Linked DNA regions of Homo sapiens: region 2 is linked to region 1. Evidence: read pairs that join two places in POLR2A ChIA-PET (ENCODE). Cell type or tissue: Caco-2. All regions are shown on one strand. Each heading gives the region's core, and the rest is flanking DNA. Links, peaks and the distances in the headings are about the cores only.

Region 1 (5,384 bases), core at 145-5,144:
AGAAGTGGTGTTAAATGTGTAGATCAGTTTGGGGAGTACTGCCATCTTAACAATATTAAGTCTTCCAATCCATGAACATACGATGTCTTTCCATTGATTTAGATCTTTTAAAATTTATTTCAGCAATGTTTGTAGTTTTCAGAGTACCCATTATGCAATTCTTTTGTTAAATGTATTTCTTTGTATTTTATTTATTTATTTATTTTGAGACAGAGTCTTGCTCTGTCACCCAGGCTAGAGTGCAGTGGTGTGATCTCGGCTCACTGCAACCTCCGCCTCCCAGGGTTCAAGCGATTCTCCTTCCTCAGTCTCCCAAGTAGCTGAGACTACAGGTGCATGCTACCACACCCTGCTAATTTTTATATTTTTAGTAGAGAAGAGGTTTCACCATGTTGGCCAGACTGGTCTGAAACTCCTGACCTCAGGTGATCTGCCTACCTCAGCCTCCCAAAGTGCTGGGATTACAGGCATGAGCCACCACGGGCAGCTGTATTTTTGTTTTTAATTTATTTTTTTGAGACAAGGTCTCACTCTGTCACCCAGGCTGGACTTCAATGGTGCAATCATAGCTCACTGCAGCCTCAACTTCCTGGACTCAAGCCCTTTTCCCACCTTAACTTCCTGAGTAGCTAAACTACACAGCTGCATGCCACGACACCCAGCACTTTTTTTTTTTTTTTTGAGACAGAATCTGGCTCTGTTGTCCAGGCTGGAGTGCAGTGGCTCAATTTTGGCTCACCGCACCTCCGCCTCCTGGGTTCAGGTGATTCTCCTGCCTCAGCCTCCTGAGTAGCTGGGATTACAGGGGCCCGCCACCATGCCTGGCTAATTTTTGTATTTTTAGTAGAGATGGGTTTTCACCATGTTGGCCAGGCTGGTCTTGAACTCCTGACCTCAGGTGATCCACCCACCTCAGCCTCCCAAACTGTTGGGATTACAGGTGTGAACCACTGCGCCAGACCTCACCCAGCAAATTTTTTTTTTTAGACGGAGTCTCTCTCTGTCGCCTAAGCTGGAGTGCAATGGTATGATTTTGGCTCCCTGCAATCTCTCTCTCGATCACCTGACCTCGTGATCTGCCCGCCTCGGCCTCCCAAAGTGCTGGGATTACAGGCATGAGCTACTGTGCCCGGCTGGAAAGACTGACTTTATCTCCTCTGTTATTTATAAACCACCTTTGATGAAAGAGAATTTTTTTTTCTTGAGATGGAGTCTCCGTCTGTCGCCCAGGCTGGAGTGCAGTGGCGTGATCTCGGCTCACTGCAACTTCTGCCTCCTGGGTTCAAGCAATTGTCCTGCCTCAGCCTCCTGAAAATTTTCTGTATACAAGATCATACAACCTGCAAGTAGAGATTGTGTTACTTCTTATTTTCCAATCTGGAGACCTTGTATTTATTTATTTTCTTGCCTAATAGCCCTCACTGGAACCTCCAGTGCACCGTTGAATGGCAGTGGCAAAGTGGACATGCTTGTCTTATTTCTGATGTTAGAGGAAAAGCATTCAATCTTTCACCATTAAGTATGATGTTAGTGATGGGGTTTTAGCTATGTCTACAATACCAATGCATATCCTAGTACAGATGTTCCAGCTGAGGGTGGAAATAGAGAACAGAGGTCAGAATAAAAAGCTGGGCTACATTTGGGAATCTTCAGTATTCAGATGAGAGTTGAAGTCATGGAAACTTAGTAAGATTGTCCAGGGCAGATCACACAGGATGAGAAGAGGATTGGGGATTGATACGGTTTGGTTTTGTGTCTCCACCCATATCTCATTTTGAACTGTAATTCCCATGTGTTGTGGGAGGGACCTGGTGGGAGGTGATTGGATCATGGGGGTGGTTTCCCCTATGCTGTTCTCATAATAGCGAAGGAGTTCTCATGAGATCTGATGGTTTAAAAGTGGCAGTTTTCCCTGCGCTCACTCTCTCCTGCCGTCTTGTGAGGAAGGTGCTTGCTTCACCTTCTCTTTCCACCATGATTGTAAGTTTCATAAGGCCTCCCCAGCCATGCATAACTGTAGTCAACTTAACCTCTTTCCTTCATAAATTACCCAGTCTCAGGCAGTTCTTTATAGCAATATGAGAATGGACTAATACAGAGAATTGGTACTAACAGAGTGAGGTACTGCTATAAAGATAACCTGAAAATGTGGAAGTGACTTTGGAACTCGGTAATGAGCAGAGGTTGGAACAGCTTGGAGGGCTCAGAAGAAGACAGGAAGATGTGGGAAAGTTTGGAGCTTACTAGAAACTTGTTGAATGGTTTTGACCAACATGCTGATAGTGATATGGACAATAAAGTCCAGGCTGAGGTGGTCTCAGGTGGAGATGAGGAACTTTTTGGGAACTGGAGCAAAAGTCACTTTGCTATGCTTTAGCAAAGAGACTGGTGGCATTTTGCCCCTGCCCTAGAAATCTGTGGAACTTTGAACTTGAGAGAGATGATTTAGGGCATCTGGCAGGAGAAATTTCTAAGCAGCAAAACATTCAAGAGGTGATCTGGATTTTTCTGAAAGCATACAGTCACATACGGTCACAAAGAGATGATTTGAAATTGGAATTTTTGTTTTGTTTTGTTCTTTTGAGATAGAGTCTTGCTATGTCACCCAGGCTGGAGTGCAGTGGTGCGATATCAGCTCAGTGCTTTCTATGCTAAAACCAGAAAAGTCCCAAACAAGACATATTGGTCACTTTTAGGAATACATGAATAAATACCTTTTCCCAAAGAGACTGAAGGAAGTTGAAATGTAATGGTGAGTTGAGATTGCAGTTCCTAGGCTGCCCTACCAATACTTAGCAAATTCATAAGTCATGTAAAAACTTTTTCTAAGCCTTGAAAGTATGTTTGTTTAGTCCCTGAAATCTGACCACTCGTCTCCTTTTTATTTATTTATTTATTTATTTTTGAAATGGAGTCTCATCTGTCGCCCAGGCTGGAGTGCAATGGCGCTATCTTGGCTCACTGCAACCTCCGCCTCCCGGGCTCAAATGATAACTTCTCTCCTTTTCATCTTACATTCCATAGCCTGGAGCCCCTGTCTGCTGTGAGAGGTAGGATGTGGGTAAGGCAGGTGGACAGCTCCAGGGCAACAGAGACAGAGGAGACTTCTTGCACAAGAAGAGGAGCTGGGCCAGACCTTTAAAAGCTCCTCCAGAAATAATAGCTGGGGCATTTATGAAAGGGAAGCAGGTAGCAGCAGCAGAAGGGCCCAGGAGCAAGAATAGTGAAGCACAAGGGGCTGCTTGTTTGTGCTGTCATTTGCAAGTCAGGAACTGCTTGACTTTACAAACATTTTATCACTCATGACTATTTTAAGAGAATTTCCGTCACAGGAAGTCCACTTCTAATCATTTCCACTAAGGGCACAATCAGGAATGTATGCAAATATATGTACAAAGAAGAAAAAATATTGATTACAGTTTTATAGTAGTAAAGATCTCAAAGAGAAAGTGATACTTAATTGAGCTGAACTTTGAAGGGTAAATAGGAGTTAGCCAGGTATGTAGGGTAGGGAAGAGTAAGAAGGGAAGTTAGAGGGAACAGCATGTGCCAAGTTACAGAGATAGGACAGAATGTATTGGGGAACAATAGGAAATTGGATATTACTGGAGCAAAGGATACACTGTGAATGGGGGAAGGGACAAGGCTGGGAGGAAGAACTCTGAGGCAGAACAGAATTATAATGCCAATTTTTAAAATCATAGTCATTTTCCTCTTTGAGTGAAAAAAATCCACATTCTTTAGGTTGGCATGTATACACAGAGAGATAAGAAATCTAACTCTGTATGCAGAAAATTCAAACCAAGGGAAGTAGTGAATTATCCTTGAGTTTAAATGTTATTTGAAATAATAAAATAGGGTGATTAAAGAGTCCTACTACTTTGATGTCAGATGAAGTCTTGTCTATGTATAATACACTGGTCAAAGTTCAAGAACTGGTTATCTTAATAAAAACACTACTCTCTTCTTTGCAAGATCATCGCAATGGCTCCAGAATTATTGGGGTAATACATTTTGTTTTTCATGTAAAAAGTTATCTTTTTATTTATTTTGAGACGGAGTCTTCTCTGACGCACAGGCTGGAGTGCAGTGGCACAATCTCGGCTCACTGCAACCTCCGCCTCCCGGGTTCAAGCAATTCTCCTGCCTCAGCCTCCCGAGTAGCTGGGACTACAGGCATGTGCCACCACGCCCAGCTAATTTTGTATTTTTAGTAGAGACAGGGTTTCACTATGTTGGCCAGGCTGGTCTCAAACTCCTGATCTCAGGTGATCTGCCCACCTTGGCCTCACAAAGTGCTGGGATTACAGGTGTGAGCCATGGCGCCTGGGCCAAAAGTTATCTTTTCAGTCAAGTTGATCAAAAAGTAAAATTTTGCTTATTGCTAATGGATCTATTTACATAATAAGACATTTCTCTAAATTTATCATTATCACGTTGTCTCAGTCATTACCTGCTGTTGTTACCACTTGCCTGTTCTTAAACTCCACTTACTTTTTGCAACTCATCTTTTTGTTACTTCTACTGCTAAATAATCTTTGCAAAGGAAGTTTTTTTTCCCTACCTCTTGTCATCACTTACTTAATTGTTCCCTGACCACAGAGATCAAAACCAAAATAATGTACCACCATCACTGTAGGGGATGGAAAAACACACACGAACCTTTTTCTTCTACCCTCCTAGGTTCTCCAGCTGGAGTCCTGGGAATCAAACTGATAAAAGAGAAAACAGTTTTCTGTTTTCTGATAAAAAGAGAAAAACAGAGTTTTTTAACATGTACAGCACACATACACACAAGAGAAACTCAGTAATGAGTAACTCAAAGGGGTGGTTAAAATCCAGGGCTTATATAGCATCTTAACATGGAACAATATATCTGTAGAGAAGTGACAAGAGAAAGGGGTTACAGCTTTTAGGGGCAGCAAACTGTGGGGAGGTAAATATGTGGGGGAGAAACCACTGGAAGATAAAGGTTATTTTATTTCTTTTGAGGCAGGGTCTTGCTCCATCGCCCAGGTTGGAGTGCAGTGGCTCCATCTCGGCCCACTGCAACCTCCACCTCCCAGGTTCAAGTGATTCTCTTGCCTCGGCCTCCCGAATAGCTGGGATTATAGACACCTGCCACCATACCCAGGTATTTTTATTTTATTTTATTTTTAGTAGAGATGGGGTTTCAGGCTAGGCACAATGGCTCATGCCTGTAATCCTAGCACTTTGGGAGGCAGAGGTGAGCAGATCCCTTGAGCTCAGAAGTTCGAGACCGACCTGAGCAACATGGAGAAACCCCATCTCTACCAAAAATACAAAACAATTAGCTGGGCATGGTGACGCATTCCTGTAGTCCCAGCTACTCAGAGAGGCTGAGGCGGGAGTATTGCTTGAGC
Region 2 (5,384 bases), core at 126-5,125, 230 kb before region 1:
GTAAAACTGTAATGAATTATTTTCTTTTCCTGGTATAACTCTTCCATGGGCACATACCGTTTGCTTCACTGAATCCATAGTTTCAGACTATTTAGCCATATATGTATATTTTGACAAAACAGTGTCCTACAGAAAATGTGGGTAATGTGTTCCAGGAGCGTTTCTCATCTTCATTGGGCTGAATCTCCTCTGTGCCTCTAGATAGTAACAAACCTCACACAGCTCCTCAGAAAGACTTTCTCTGACCAAACTCTAAATCAGCACCCTAAGTCACCACTATACCCTTATCAGCTTCACTTTTCATCACAGTACCTAACATATCCTAATATTATATTATTTACTTGTTTGTTGATTTGTAATCTCCCCAACTTCAGTGTAAGCTCATTAGAGGAAGACTGCTGTTTTGTTTACTGTGATATTCCAGTGCCTAGCAAAATGCACAGTAAAATATAAGTGTTCAAAAATATTTGCTGGATGAATACCTGTATAACCCTAACACAATGGCTATTAAAATGCATCCCTTCCTGAAATTCTGGGTTTCCAGTTTGAACATATATACAGTATATGAGTGTGTATGTGTGTGTGTGCACGCGCACGCACGCAGGTGCACAGCTCTCATCTGAAGCAAAAAAAAAGGCAACTTGAAAACTACAGTATCTGTAGCTCCAAGAACCAGTTCATCAGTCTGGATTCTACTTCATATGTATAAAACTGGTGGAGTTGGATTAGTCTCAAGGAAATGTTGTAGCAGAAAATCAAAGAGTATTGAATAAGCATTCAGTAATGTCACCCCCACTGAAGGTCTTTCCACTCTTGCTAATTCTTAAACCACTGGGTACAGAGAGGTGATGTACTTTGGGTACAGAGAGGTGATGCACTCTGCATTATTAAAATTCTCTCTTTAATCTGTCAGTTTACTTATATTGTCAGATCATAAAAACAATCAGTAGATATTGAACAAGTATATGATAAGCTCATCACTAGGCTGAGTTCAATCATGTGCTATTTTTCTTCATATATACATTGTTATATTGGGTACTGCACCTAGTGGTAAATGCAATAATGTTTAGTGCAAGCTTACCGGTCATTCCGAAAGATCTTTGGTAGATACCTTCTGGGGAACCACATGGCCAAAGCACACATCAGAACCCAAAGGACTGCAAGTTCATCAAGCATCTGACCCAAGAAACTAAGGGTTGCATGGAAGTAGACGGATCCAATTCCTAGAATCAATTACAACCAATAAAAAAAGGTCACCACAGAAGAGACACAAATTCAATACACTGCTTAAGGATAGTCCTTTCACCAATGGTTAACACAGTCACCAGATCACTCTCTCTCTGAAAAAAGAAACTGAAGAAAGAAACTCACACCACCCAAGCATGCATGCCTCCAGTCTAGAAAGAAGATTTCAACTAGGGCCCAAATATCAGCACATCAGAACTTTAACAATTCCACAGTTAAACGCATTCTGTCTTCATCCACTGAGCCTTTCTGGGAAGAGGCAGTAAATAAAAGTCAACATTCCTTCACTGTTAAGAATTCCCAGGCTGCCTGTGGGAGGAAATGGAAATGACACAAGTATTTCACAAAACAATGAGGGATCAAACATCTACATTTTTTTCTTTAATTTTAGTCCATTAGAAACCAGCCTCCCCAGAGTTCAGTTGTTTCACCTGACTTTCTTCAGACGTTCAGAAAATTGCACTGGCATAGCCCTAATAGCTACTACACAAATGAAGTCTCAAATGCACGCAAGTGACAGTAATGCCAACTTTGTTATCAAGCCTGCATTCAAGCAAGTGGGAAAAAAAAGTTTGCTAAGACCTCAGAGTGACTTCAGTTTACAAAACATTATGTTCAAAGGGGAGAGGAAGTGTGTGGAATTCCTTCTACCCCCATCCCACCACCCCATTAAGTCCGTGTTCCCAAATGACTCCACTTACCCACTACAACCAAAAGAGTCCAGATTAAGTAGATGCCACTGTTGAAGCATGTTGCATACTGACGAAACAAGCACATGCAGATGGGCGGTAAAATGAAAAATAAGACATTGCTGATCTGCAGGAAAAAAATGTAAAACAGAAAGATGAGTATTAAGTAAAAAGGGCAAAAAATAAAGTGGCCTCTTCCAAGTATGTCCTTGCAAACTGGGATAAATGTGGTCACACATCTCGTTTAAGCTCTTGCACTTTTTCTTTTTCTTTTCTCTTTGAGATGGAGTCTCACTCTGTCACCCAGGCTGGAAGGCTGAAATGCAGTGGTACGATCTTGGCTCACTGCAACCTCTACCTCCCGAGTTCAAGCAATTCCCCTGCCTCAGCCTCCTGAGTAGCTGGGATTACAGGCACCCACCACCATACCTGGCTCATCTTTGTATTTTTAGTAAGATGAGGTTTCACCATGTTGGCCGGGCTGGTCTCGGAACTCCCAACCTCAGGTGATCTGCCTGCTTCAGCCTCCCAACGTGCTGGGATTGCAGGCATAAGCCACCACACCCAGCCTCTGACACTTCTTTTGACTACAGATATACAATCAGGAGAACTTAAAGCTTTTTAAATGACCATTTAAGAGGCTCCCTGCTGCTTCTTTGATCATAGGAGTAGCTATAAAAACACTGCAGTCTATGGATGCTGCCCAAGCTCCTCTCTTATTCTTATTAACTAAGAATTAAATAAGAATTAACCAGTAATTCTTATTGCAAGGTTAATTATGAATCATTCTAATTTACTTGCACTTATTTTTTTCACAATCCTTTTTTAAGAGACATGGTCTAGCTATGTTTTCCAGGCTGGACTGAAGTGATCCTCCCACCACAGCCTCCCAAGTAGCTGGGACTAGGTACATGCCACCATGCCTGGCTCCATTTACTTTTTTTTTTTTTTTTTTTGAGACAGAGTTTCTTTCTTACAGCCCAGGCTGGAGTTCTTTGGTGCAGTCTCAGCTCACTGCAACTTCTGCCTCCCAGGTTCAAGCGATTCTCCTGCCTCAGCCTCCCGAGTAGTTGGGATTACAGGCGCTCACCACCACACCCAGCTAATTTTTGTATTTTTAGTAGAGACGGGGTTTCACCATGTTGGCCAGGCTGGTCTCAAACTCCTGACCTCAGGTGATCCACTCGTCTCAGGCCTCCCAAAGTTCTGGGATTATAGGCATGAGCCACTGCGCCCGCCTGCTTTTGTGTTTTTAAAGATAAGGTCTGTATTAAATAATGGTTAAAAAAAAAAAAAAGTTTAATGAAGGCGTAAAAAAGACTGGACATTGTCCAGCTCCCAATAATCCTCCCCAGCCAAGCCAGCCTTTTCCCCTGTGCCTACACAAAGCGAGGACTCTTTCTAGTTTCCCCCTTCGTTGCCCTTTGTCAGCTTTCCCATCCTAACCAAAACCTATTTTTAAGTAAAGATTATATTTGAAAGTTTCTTCCCAGCTTTAAAATGATATTATTTTATCTTGCAGATTTTGGTATGGATTTAAGCCTCTCTGTTATGTCTCCATGGGCATTCAACTTTTTAAAAATTTTAATAATCTATCTTATTTAATGCAATGTATTCAAAATATTGTCATTTGAACATGTAATCACTATTAAATATCATTAATGAGATAGTTTACTTTTTTTTTTTCTTAGAGACAGGGTATTACTCTGTCAACCAGGCTAGAGTGTAGTGGTGGGACCAGCTTGCTGCAGCCTCCTACTTCCAGGCTTAAGGGAGCCTCCTGCCTCAGCCTCTTGAATAGCTAGGATTACAGGCATGCACCACCATGCCTGGCTTTATTTATTATTATAATTTTTTTTTTTTTTTGGTAGAGATGGTGGTCTCACTATGTTGCCCAGGCTGATCTCACACTGCTGGCCTCAAGCAATCCTCCTGCCTCAGCCTCCCAAAATGCTGGGATTATAGGCATGAGTCACCGCGTCCAGCCTAGTTTACATTATTTTGTTCATACCAAAGCCTTGAAGATCAGTGTAAATTTCACACTCACAACAAGCCTCAGTTTGGGCTAGGCACATTTCCTGTGCTCAACAGCCAACTAAATGTGGCCAGTGACTGTCATATTGGAAACTCATCCCTAATTTTTTTAACTTACTTTTTGTTTGGTTGATTTTGGGGTTTGTTTGTTTCACAGACTCAAAGCTTTTTTTTTCTGAACTTTAAAAAATTGAGGTAAAATTCACATACCATAAAACTAACCATTTTAAAGTGTACAATTCAGTGGCATTTAGTACATTTCATAATGGGCAACCATCACCTCTATCTAGTTCCAAAATGTTTTCATCACCCCAAAAAGAAACACTATTCTCATTAAGCAGTCACTCCTCATTTCTCCCTCCCTCAGCCCCTGGCATTCACCAATCTGCCTTTTGTCTTTATGATTTTATCTATTCTAAATATTTCACATAACATAAATGGAATCATACAATATATGTCCTTTTGTATCTAGCTTATTTTTTCATTTAGCATAATGTTTTTAAGGTTCATCCATATTACAGCATATACCAGTAACTTATTCTTTTTTATGGTTGGATAACATTCCATTGAAAGGATATACTACATTTATTTTGTCTATTCATACATTAATTGTTGCTGGGTACTATGGTCTGAATGTGTCACCCCCACACACAAAATTCATATGTTAAAACTTAATCATCAATGTGATAGTATCATTATTTGCAACAAAATGACATTTCAGTCAACAATGAGCCACACATATGACAGTGGACCCATATTATAATGGAGCTTTTATGCCACATTTTTCCTGATACTTTTCCAGGTTTAGATATGCTTAAATACACAAATATTTACTGTTGTGTTACAGTTGCCTACAGTGTCCAGTACAGTAACAGGTTGTACAGGTTTATAGCCTATGAGCAATAGGCCATACCATATGGCCTGGGTGTGTACAAAGCTATACCATCTAGATTTGTGTAAGTATGGTCTATAATGTTATAGAATGACAAAATCTCCTGACAATACATTTCTCAGAACGTATCCCCATCACACAACTGTACTAAGAGGTGAGGCCTTTGGAGGTGTTAAATTGGATTAGCGCTCTTCTAACAGAGGTCTGAGGGAGGTATTCACCCTTCCCACCATGTGAGGGTGTAGCATATACTCCGTCTTTGAAGCAGGGAGCCCTTGCCAGACCCCCAACCTGCTGCCACCTTGATCTTGGACCTTCCAGCCTCTAGAACTGTAAGAAATGAATTTCTGTTATTATAAATTACCCAGTCTAAGATCTTTTGTTATAGCAGCATGAACGGACTAAGGCACTAGCTGGTGTACTAATTCCATTTTTAACTTTTTAAGGAACCACCAAACATTTTCCCACAGCAGCATTTTTATATTCCCATCAGCAATGTACAGTGTTCCAATTTCTCACATCCT

Evidence for each region. Peaks named below come from ENCODE experiments on the same cell type or tissue, not always from the same donor. Only the 100,000 strongest peaks of a DNase experiment are listed, where the experiment ranks them.
Region 2: POLR2A ChIA-PET joins it to region 1 with 5 read pairs; 2 of 35 experiments call an interaction of 5 or more read pairs at or near these places.

What each region holds. Positions count from the first base shown.
Region 1 is chr9:19,190,782-19,196,165 of GRCh38, reverse strand. No RefSeq gene overlaps it. Among named protein-coding and RNA genes, the nearest start is that of DENND4C, 37 kb to the left of the region's middle. In Caco-2, for the core only: no CTCF peak of the experiment used is centred there; a DNase peak (open chromatin) is centred at 3,045.
Region 2 is chr9:19,420,539-19,425,922 of GRCh38, reverse strand. It overlaps ACER2 (alkaline ceramidase 2), which reads right to left. Exons shown (of 6, transcript NM_001010887.3): 2 at 1,947-2,061; 3 at 1,082-1,223. Among named protein-coding and RNA genes, the nearest start is that of ACER2, 14 kb to the right of the region's middle. In Caco-2, for the core only: no CTCF peak of the experiment used is centred there; no DNase peak of the experiment used is centred there.